Regions from separate parts of the Mus musculus genome. Here region 2 is linked to region 1. A link is a loop called in an ENCODE intact Hi-C map of the cell type or tissue named here. Cell type or tissue: left cerebral cortex. All regions are shown on one strand. Links, peaks and the distances in the headings refer to the core of each region. The heading gives the core; the rest is flanking DNA.

The links. Hi-C counts contacts between places; a loop is a spot of excess contacts. Peaks named below come from ENCODE experiments on the same cell type or tissue, not always from the same donor. Only the 100,000 strongest peaks of a DNase experiment are listed, where the experiment ranks them.
Region 2: it touches region 1 in a loop (2.3-fold over the local background); 8 of 42 quality-filtered maps call a loop at or near these places.

Annotation. Positions count from the first base shown.
Region 1 is chrX:98,146,752-98,152,057 of GRCm38, forward strand. Ar (androgen receptor) reads left to right here and starts at 2,006. Exons shown (of 8, transcript NM_013476.4): 1 at 2,006-4,583. The coding sequence starts at 3,031. In left cerebral cortex, for the core only: no CTCF peak of the experiment used is centred there; DNase peaks (open chromatin) are centred at 2,518, 3,005, 3,201, 3,424 and 4 more places; H3K4me3 peaks cover 3,598 bases; H3K27ac peaks cover 1,013 bases.
Region 2 is chrX:98,378,314-98,383,687 of GRCm38, forward strand. No RefSeq gene overlaps it. Among named protein-coding and RNA genes, the nearest start is that of Ar, 230 kb to the left of the region's middle. In left cerebral cortex, for the core only: a CTCF peak has its summit at 2,428 (motif pointing left); DNase peaks (open chromatin) are centred at 2,105 and 3,573.

The DNA of each region.
Region 1 (5,306 bases), core at 307-5,306:
TCATTCTATTCTACCACCTTGCCCCTTCATTCAATACCCTTGGACTAAATCATTCAAAAGCTTTGGTAGATGTGAGGTTGTAATGACTATTCAAAAATAAGGTCTTTGGGACTAGAGAGATGGCTCAGTGGTTAAGAGCACCGACTGCTCTTCCAAAGGTCCGGAGTTCAAATCCCAGCAACCACATGGTGGCTCACAACCATCCATAATGAGATCTGACGCCCTCTTCTGGTGCATATGAAGACAACTACAGTGTACTTAGATATAATAATAAATAAATCTTTTAAAAAATAAAAAAATAAGGTCTTCAAAGTATCCACATTTCAGCACCCTACACTAGAATACTGAGAATTACCCATTTTACAGTTGGACAGCTTTTGAATAACTTTGCTATTTTTTTTTTAATCCTAAAGAGTGGTTTGTGAAACTAAGAAAAAAGCAATAACAAATGCACAATAAGGCCTCAACTGCCTTACTCACAGCAGATAATTTTTCACCTGGGAAGGAGGAAGCACTCTCAGGTCATTTTGTTAGAAAAGTTTACTTTATGCTGTTTTCCAAGAGTTGTGGATCTGATGAGTGTACAGCTAGTGTAGAAAAAAAAAAAAAAAAACCTGGAAAGTTTATGTTCTGCTAATATGGGAAATACAACAATGTCCTTGCTTCCCTTCTTTATCTGTGAAGCAGAGTTGATCATGCATACTTCTTTTCCCCCTTGAGGTTTCAGTTAACTCCTTCAATAAAGGTAAACTCTCAGTACAATGGATAAAGCACCCCCCCCCAACTGTAGAAGCCTGTAAATGTGGAAATAGCTAGTGTGATTGCATACTCCACCAACGCCAGTATTTGAAAAGCTGAATCAGAAGGATCATTGGGGTACAAAAGAAATCCCTGTCTCGAAAGAAAGATAAAACAATGCCCCCCAAAACAAATAAGAACACCGTGAGTCTCACAAAACAAATGCACTCATGTGCCTGCTGGGACAGATCCAGAGGTTAAAGCCATTTACAAGTGATGGGGTCTACAACCTTTCTCTAAGGACATTTTCTGTATAGGTCTAGTCTCCATCTTTCTATTGCATACTTGTCCCTACAGTTGGGAGTATCCTACATCATCTTCATTCACTCTTACTTGTCCATCAAAAGAAAGATCATCCCTCTGTGATTCCTCTACCAAAGGTAAGGGTTTTCAAGTGCAAACAATTTAGACATCTAAAGGATTCTATACAAACAACGCTTTGGACAAAATCAAAGGTTCGTGTATGCATGACAAGTGTTTTTGACATTTGTGTTTGCCCACTTTTCTGGATGATTTTTGCCTGTGCATGTCTGAAGAAATAAAACGTATAAATTACAGGTAATTCCCAACAGAAAGAAGGGCTGGGAATAAGGTAGAAATGACCACCATGGGCTTCTTGGGCCCAGAATTCCCAGATCAAATGGCTTGGTGTCAGGAATTCCCAGCTATCCTACAGGAGGATCTCAAAGGTTTCAGCAAGAGTTGCTTTGACTGCAGCTTGTTCTTTAATGTCAGGAGACTCTCCCTTCTGCTTGTCCTGGTGGGCCCTGGGGGGAGCGGGGAGGGAATACCTAAGAGCAATTGGTAGCTGGTACTTCTAATGCCTCTTCCTCCTCCAACCTCCAAGAGTCTGTTTTGGGATTGGGTTCAGGAATGAAATTCTGCCTGTGCTAACCTCCTGGGGAGCCGGTAGACTTGTCTGTTAAAAATCGCTTCTGCTTTGGAGCCTAAAGCCCGGTTCCGAAAAACAAGTGGTATTTAGGGAAGAGGGGTCTTCAAAGGCTACAGTGAGTCATTCCAGCCTTCAACCATACTACGCCAGCACTACGTTCTCTAAAGCCACTCTGCGCTAGCTTGCGGTGAGGGGAGGGGAGAAAAGGAAAGGGGAGGGGAGGGGAGGGGAGAGAGAAAGGAGGTGGGAAGGCAGAGAGGCCGGCCTGCGGGGGCGGGACCGACTCACAAACTGTTGCATTTGCTTTCCACCTCCCAGCGCCCCCTCGGAGATCCCTAGGAGCCAGCCTGCTGGGAGAACCAGAGGGTCCGGAGCAAACCTGGAGGCTGAGAGGGCATCAGAGGGGAAAAGACTGAGCTAGCCACTCCAGTGCCATACAGAAGCTTAAGGGACGCACCACGCCAGCCCCAGCCCAGCGACAGCCAACGCCTGTTGCAGAGCGGCGGCTTCGAAGCCGCCGCCCAGGAGCTGCCCTTTCCTCTTCGGTGAAGTTTCTAAAAGCTGCGGGAGACTCAGAGGAAGCAAGGAAAGTGTCCGGTAGGACTACGGCTGCCTTTGTCCTCTTCCCCTCTACCCTTACCCCCTCCTGGGTCCCCTCTCCAGGAGCTGACTAGGCAGGCTTTCTGGCCAACCCTCTCCCCTACACCCCCAGCTCTGCCAGCCAGTTTGCACAGAGGTAAACTCCCTTTGGCTGAGAGTAGGGGAGCTTGTTGCACATTGCAAGGAAGGCTTTTGGGAGCCCAGAGACTGAGGAGCAACAGCACGCCCAGGAGAGTCCCTGGTTCCAGGTTCTCGCCCCTGCACCTCCTCCTGCCCGCCCCTCACCCTGTGTGTGGTGTTAGAAATGAAAAGATGAAAAGGCAGCTAGGGTTTCAGTAGTCGAAAGCAAAACAAAAGCTAAAAGAAAACAAAAAGAAAATAGCCCAGTTCTTATTTGCACCTGCTTCAGTGGACTTTGAATTTGGAAGGCAGAGGATTTCCCCTTTTCCCTCCCGTCAAGGTTTGAGCATCTTTTAATCTGTTCTTCAAGTATTTAGAGACAAACTGTGTAAGTAGCAGGGCAGATCCTGTCTTGCGCGTGCCTTCCTTTACTGGAGACTTTGAGGTTATCTGGGCACTCCCCCCACCCACCCCCCCTCCTGCAAGTTTTCTTCCCCGGAGCTTCCCGCAGGTGGGCAGCTAGCTGCAGATACTACATCATCAGTCAGGAGAACTCTTCAGAGCAAGAGACGAGGAGGCAGGATAAGGGAATTCGGTGGAAGCTACAGACAAGCTCAAGGATGGAGGTGCAGTTAGGGCTGGGAAGGGTCTACCCACGGCCCCCATCCAAGACCTATCGAGGAGCGTTCCAGAATCTGTTCCAGAGCGTGCGCGAAGCGATCCAGAACCCGGGCCCCAGGCACCCTGAGGCCGCTAACATAGCACCTCCCGGCGCCTGTTTACAGCAGAGGCAGGAGACTAGCCCCCGGCGGCGGCGGCGGCAGCAGCACACTGAGGATGGTTCTCCTCAAGCCCACATCAGAGGCCCCACAGGCTACCTGGCCCTGGAGGAGGAACAGCAGCCTTCACAGCAGCAGGCAGCCTCCGAGGGCCACCCTGAGAGCAGCTGCCTCCCCGAGCCTGGGGCGGCCACCGCTCCTGGCAAGGGGCTGCCGCAGCAGCCACCAGCTCCTCCAGATCAGGATGACTCAGCTGCCCCATCCACGTTGTCCCTGCTGGGCCCCACTTTCCCAGGCTTAAGCAGCTGCTCCGCCGACATTAAAGACATTTTGAACGAGGCCGGCACCATGCAACTTCTTCAGCAGCAGCAACAACAGCAGCAGCACCAACAGCAGCACCAACAGCACCAACAGCAGCAGGAGGTAATCTCCGAAGGCAGCAGCGCAAGAGCCAGGGAGGCCACGGGGGCTCCCTCTTCCTCCAAGGATAGTTACCTAGGGGGCAATTCAACCATATCTGACAGTGCCAAGGAGTTGTGTAAAGCAGTGTCTGTGTCCATGGGATTGGGTGTGGAAGCATTGGAACATCTGAGTCCAGGGGAACAGCTTCGGGGAGACTGCATGTACGCGTCGCTCCTGGGAGGTCCACCCGCGGTGCGTCCCACTCCTTGTGCGCCGCTGCCCGAATGCAAAGGTCTTCCCCTGGACGAAGGCCCAGGCAAAAGCACTGAAGAGACTGCTGAGTATTCCTCTTTCAAGGGAGGTTACGCCAAAGGATTGGAAGGTGAGAGCTTGGGGTGCTCTGGCAGCAGTGAAGCAGGTAGCTCTGGGACACTTGAGATCCCGTCCTCTCTGTCTCTGTATAAATCTGGAGCACTAGACGAGGCAGCAGCATACCAGAATCGCGACTACTACAACTTTCCGCTGGCTCTGTCCGGGCCGCCGCACCCCCCGCCCCCTACCCATCCACACGCCCGTATCAAGCTGGAGAACCCATTGGACTACGGCAGCGCCTGGGCTGCGGCGGCAGCGCAATGCCGCTATGGGGACTTGGGTAGTCTACATGGAGGGAGTGTAGCCGGGCCCAGCACTGGATCGCCCCCAGCCACCACCTCTTCTTCCTGGCATACTCTCTTCACAGCTGAAGAAGGCCAATTATATGGGCCAGGAGGCGGGGGCGGCAGCAGCAGCCCAAGCGATGCCGGGCCTGTAGCCCCCTATGGCTACACTCGGCCCCCTCAGGGGCTGACAAGCCAGGAGAGTGACTACTCTGCCTCCGAAGTGTGGTATCCTGGTGGAGTTGTGAACAGAGTACCCTATCCCAGTCCCAATTGTGTCAAAAGTGAAATGGGACCTTGGATGGAGAACTACTCCGGACCTTATGGGGACATGCGGTAAGTTTATACTAAAAATGCCTCCTTTTGACCAAGGGCACAGAGTAAGCAGTTTGCATTTTGTGGGATCTAGGGACTCCCGCCCAATAGAACAATCGGAAGGATCCTAAGTCAGCTCAGACTAGTTCTATAGGAAGGTCTGTCCTACATCTGGAGCCCTCGTGGGGACTGTCATCTTGTGAAATGTTCCGCCTAAGCCCAGGGAATCTTTGCTGCGCTCCGGGGTGCTAATACGTGCTCTTTGAGATTCCCCTCCAATTCCCCTAGCTTTCTAAACTCCTCCATTAAGATCTTTCTGATATTTCAAATCCTATGAGTTCCAAACTTAAATCAATTGCATGGGCCATTTTCAGAAATGACGCCTGTAAGCTCTTCACGGTTTTTCATTCTTTTCCTCAAAGTTCTGGAAACACGATCAGACATGTAGGGAGTTTCTTGTCTTTGGGTCTGTTGGTAATCACCTTCCAGACCCGTGAAGTGAATGGTCTTGGCATAAGAAAAGGGAAATAAAAGCAGAAACCTGATTTTCGGCCCGCATCCTTCAAAGAGAGATAATAGAATTCTCAATTCTCCTAGAAAGAAAAGCCGCATCTGGTTGCTAAGGGACTTCGGGGTGAAAGACGCAGTTTTCTTTCCCAGGAAGTCACCAGTGACTTGCTCTCCGGTTAGAGGTCAGCCTTGAGAATTCAACAAGGCACATTTAGAGCAGGTAGATGGGGTTAC
Region 2 (5,374 bases), core at 176-5,175, 230 kb after region 1:
CCATTGGACACGCAAACTTTATATGTCCCAGTACAGGGGAACGCCAGGGCCAAAAAGGGGGAGTGGGTGGGTAGGGGAGTGGGGGTGGGTGGGTATGGGGGACTTTTGGTATAGCATTGGAAATGTAAATGAGCTAAATACCTAATAAAAAATGGAAAAAAAGAAAGGCTGTTAGAGTGAACTGTAAGCAACCTGTTAGCAGAAATCTTTCACCTGCAAGATAGAGTTTTAAAATAAGTCTTCCTGAACCTTTCCAGTCCAAGCAAAAGACATTCAGAACAATGCCTCTTTATTGTTGACTTGATGTGATTTAGAATCACTGTGGAAATAAACCTCTGGCAGGTCTGTGAGGGAGCTTCTAGATTAGGTTAACTGAAGTGAACGATCCAGCCCAATTGCAGGTAATTTCATTCAAGGAACTGACTGATGTCTCCCATTGAACAAAAAAACAGAAAGTAAGCTGAGTACTAACATTTCTCTCTCTCTCTCTCTCTCTCTCTCTCTCTCTCTCTCTCTCTCTCTGCTTCCTGATAAGGGACACAATGATTGAAGAGTTCCCTCACATTCCTGTCACCATCACTACAGTTGTAGTCACTTTGACATATTCTCCATCATGTTAGACTATACCCTCAAACTGTGAGTCAAGATAAACCATTTTTTCTTTAAGTTAGTTTTATCAATTTTTTTCAAAACAACACAAAAAGCATTAATATAGTATGATGGTTTATGTATACTTGGCCCAGGGTGTGGCACTATTAGAAGTTATGGCCCTGTTGGAGTATGTGTGTCACTGTGGGCATGAGCTTTAAGACCCTCATCCTAGCTATCTGAAAGCCAATATTCTGCTAGCAGCCTTCAGATGAAGATGTAGAACTCTCAGCTCCTCCTTCACCATGCTTATCTGAATGTTGCCAATGATCCTGCCTTAATGATAATTAAGGCTGAAGCTCTGAAACTGTAAGCCAGCCCCAATTAAATGTTGTCCTTTATAAGAATTGTCTTGGTCATGGTTTCTGTTCACAGCAATAAAACCCTAGCTAAGACATACAGCCAATGTGGTAGAAAAAATAGTATTCATATAATAGTGGGTATAGCTATAGTTCCATACATTCTATGGGACATTGCTTCCTTTGGAAGGACATAGAGCTTCATTTGTATAGTCAAGGAATTGGATGTATGCATTTTCTAAGATTCTTCTCTTTCTGGCATTCTATTGGCCACTAATCTAATAACAAAATTGGGATAGTTAGAAAATACTGTAATATTCTCTAATTATTTTTTACTATAATAATTATTATTCTAATTCTGTCATAGCCCAGCATTGAGTATGACCAAGGCCCATTTTTATAAGCCCAAATAAGAGAGGAGTTATGAAGATTGTGCCCAATTAACAGTTAAACTTTGTTGTGGCATATGGAGGTAGATTCCAAGGAAACTTAGTGATCACAGTGAAAAAAAGAAGTAAGCAGATACAATCATAGGGAAAGCACTCTAAGAACTTCTCCAAAACATCCAACCCATCTTACTATCTACATAAACACAGGCACCTACACACACACACACACACACACACACACACACACACACATATATGCACACTCACATGCACACACATAAGTACACACATGCACACACAAAGAGAGACAAAAACAGAGAGGAGGGAAAGAAGGGGGCGAGGAGAGCGAGCCTCTGGAAGACACTATATCCAGCTCCAGCTTACCTCTGACATAACCCTGGGTCCTTACTCTCCAGTTTGAACGCAAACATTTTAAGAATTATGTTTTGTAGTGTAGCATGTCTACTTGATTTTTAGTCCAGCTCTACTCCTGAATAACTGACCTTGGGCACGTCTCTCCCTTCTTAGGGCCTCATCTGTGACTTAAAGTATTGGGTTCTTCTTAACCTTTTGTGGCATCTCAGACTTCTGAGACTCTGATGAAATCTTTGGATGCAGACACCACAATTCAGCATATAATTTTAGGGCAGTCACGGGCCAGTAAACTAAAGATTTCTGCTTGTTGTGCTAAGGATTCTTTCAGCTCTGAGTCTACGGTTCTGCGATCTGGGCATAAGGCCAAGGCCCGCCTGCCCCTTCCGGAGGAAGAGGAGTTGGAATCCACCTTCCAAATATATCCCTTGGCCTGTGCTCCCAGCTACTTTTGGCTTTAATCCATGTCTCTGAGACCATGAGGAGTTCTTGCTACCCCACAAAGCCTGAAACTGAGCAATGAAAACAAAAACAAGGCATTACAGTTTACTTTAAAACCCAGTGCCTGTGAGGTTCCTTTCTACTGCCTCTCGTGCCCAGACTAAAATTAAAGACAGTGGCAGGTGGGCCTCTGATCCAGGCAATAAATGATTCCAGGAGGACTGGCTTGAATTGCTGGCTGGCAAGGCTTGTCTAGACCGTACTGTCCTCTGGTGGCTGTAAGCATATATAGGAACTTAGTTATAGACCATTGGGTTTAATAGAATTATAAGAACAAGGATGAGCTGATTAACACATCCAAGGGAAGTCCCTTAAGGGGAATGGATTTTTTGCTGGAGCTACTACTATAAGGAAAGCTCAGAATGTGGGATGTGGGAAGCAAAGAGGATTGACAGCATTATCAGCATTTTCTGAGATTATACTGAGCAAACTCTAAGGTTTCTTCTTGGAGGCATTATTACTGATTCTAATGAGGTTCATGTCTCCTCTTTTGCAGATTCCTATTATTCTTTACCTATAACCTTGGAAGAGAACACCATATATGGGAATTACTGAAATATTAACCATTATGACAGTGGCATTTTACAGTGACTATCAAGACCTCTTGGTACATTTTCTTTAAAAAGGCCTCTTTCTTCAGTGCCTAAGACAAACCCATATCTTGTTTTGTTTTCATTCCTACATATTGAACTGCCTCCTGAGCACCAAATACCTAGGCAACTCAGTTTTTTTCCCCACATTTAATGTAACCTAACTTAGCAGTTTCCCTTCATAACCTATTTGCATCATCTTGAAGCCCTTAAGACTCAAATGGCAGCAACTTAAATAAAATTAACTAACTTGTGATTTTTAAAAATCCTTCTCTTTCACAAATATTCTGAAGATGGTACATTCTGGTGTTGCTCGAATCAGTGACTCAATAGATAGCAAGGATTGAAGTTAAATCTCATTAGCATGCCAACAGGTGAGTACAAGGGTGCCAAGCATCAAATGTTCATACCACGATACTCAAAGCCTGACAGAGAAATTGTTGCTTTTCATCCTATTTTTAGGTAAAGTGAAATCTCAGAAGCTCTTCAAAGGACTTTCTCTCATAATTCATGAGTAAGAATTGTGCCATAGTATTTAGCAGTTGGACCTAGTATATAGCAGGGTAAAACAAAACAAAACAAAACAAGATAACCTGTATATGATCCTTAATTTGGTACAGGAATGTAGAGGCAGACAAGGCAGTATGGCATGGTATCTTCAAAAAAATGTCTTGAGACTCAGAGTCACTCCTCATTTCTGTTCAGTTATTCTTGTGCCAGATCTTCATGGATTCAGATGACTGTTAGAGTCCTGACATGACTTACAGATTCAGGAAGGAATATGTAGGAAGCCAAAACCACACATACCCTATATATTTTAAGAAATATTCTCACAAATCTCATATCACATTTCCACTTAAACTTCACAGGTCAAAACTTAGTATTATTGCTAAATGTTAGAATTCTATGCCATCAGCTAAAGTTTGGCATTCTAGTGCCACAAAATAAGAGGAAACTGCATAACAGGGAATATCAAGTACTCTGAGAAACATGGCACTTCATATAACTTGTTCCAAACAAGCAGTCATTTTGGATTCAGGACACACTTAACTGTTTTCACAAACCTTTTTATTTGTATTGCAATTTGAAGAGAATAATACTACTTACATCTGGTAGGTAGAAGCCAGAGATGTAATGAAATATTGTACAATGCAGGGGACTAGCCTCACAACAAATAATGATCTCACCCCAAATTTCAACAATACTAAAGGGTAAGAAATTTTGCCTTATGCTTACCAAGATATACTAAACACATCCCCTTGGTCCCCAGGCTCTATAAGGCTCACCTATGAATTGCACTGCTTTCCTATCTAGCTGTAATAAAACTGGAGACCTTTTCCTCCCATGTTCATAATTCTGCAGTGCCTTCTCATAACACAGGATAAAACACTCTAACCTTTAACATTATACTTGAAAACTTATGTGGTTTTTTCCTACCAGAGTCATATCAAACCAGTCTCCCTCTCCACTCACAAGGATCCAGTCACAATGGCCTTTTATTTCAGCTTCTTAATCATTTTGAATAACCCATTTCACCTCTTCCGCTTTGCTGTCTCCTTCTCCAGATCCAAATGTAATAAACCACTTGTATTGTCACAAGTTTTAATCCTTCCCTTTATCCATGCCAGTTGGCATGTGTCCTTGTAGTGCCCTTCCATTTCAAGGCAAGGCTTTGCTGCATGATTTTCCTAGAATCAATTAAAAGTTGCCATTTTGGGTTACTTTTTGTTGCAATAAAAGTCTACCTGTGAGTAAGCAATTTAAAAAGGAAAGACCCTTGCTTTTATCTCACGGTTCTAAAAGTTCAAGAGCATGGACCAGCATCTGTTCAGCTTCTGGTTATTGTCTCGTGATAGAAGAGTGAAAAGCCAAGTTAGTGTGTTCAAAGGGAAGGAAGTAGAGGAAGAGAGGCCCACATGTGAGAGGATAATGGAAGGGGACCATACTCTCTTTTAAAGCAACCCATTACAAGGACAACCATTCCACTTTAAGAGGAAGTGCGTCAATGAATTTGCAAGTGAAAACAACTCATAGTCTATTTGCCTCTTTAAAGGTCCTGTCACCTATCAACATCGTTGCCTTAGGGTATTATGCCTCAATATGAGTTTTGGAAAGAACAAACCATATTCAAACCTTAGAAGTCTAGATAAATGACAGTATACCAATTCTGAAAATAAATGTTAAGAAATACATTTATGCCCAGGCAGTGGTAGCACAGGCCTGTAATCCCAGCACTCGGAAGGCAGAGGCAGGCAAATCTCTAAGTTTGAGGCCAGCATGGTCTACAGAGTGAGTTCCAGGACAGCCTTGGCTACACGGAGAAACCTTGTCTTGAAATACCAAAAATTTCTTTCCACCACTGTACCCAATCAAAAAAATACTAGCTCCCCGCACTCGGGAGGCGGAGGCAGGAGGATTTCTGAGTTCAAGGCCAGCCTGGTCTACAAAGTGAGTGCCAGGACAGCCAGGGCTACACAGAGAAACCCTGTCTTGAAAAAAAAAAAAACCAAAAACCAAAAACAAACAAAACAAAAAACTAGCTAAACAGCACCTCAGCTGATCTGCAGACATTTGA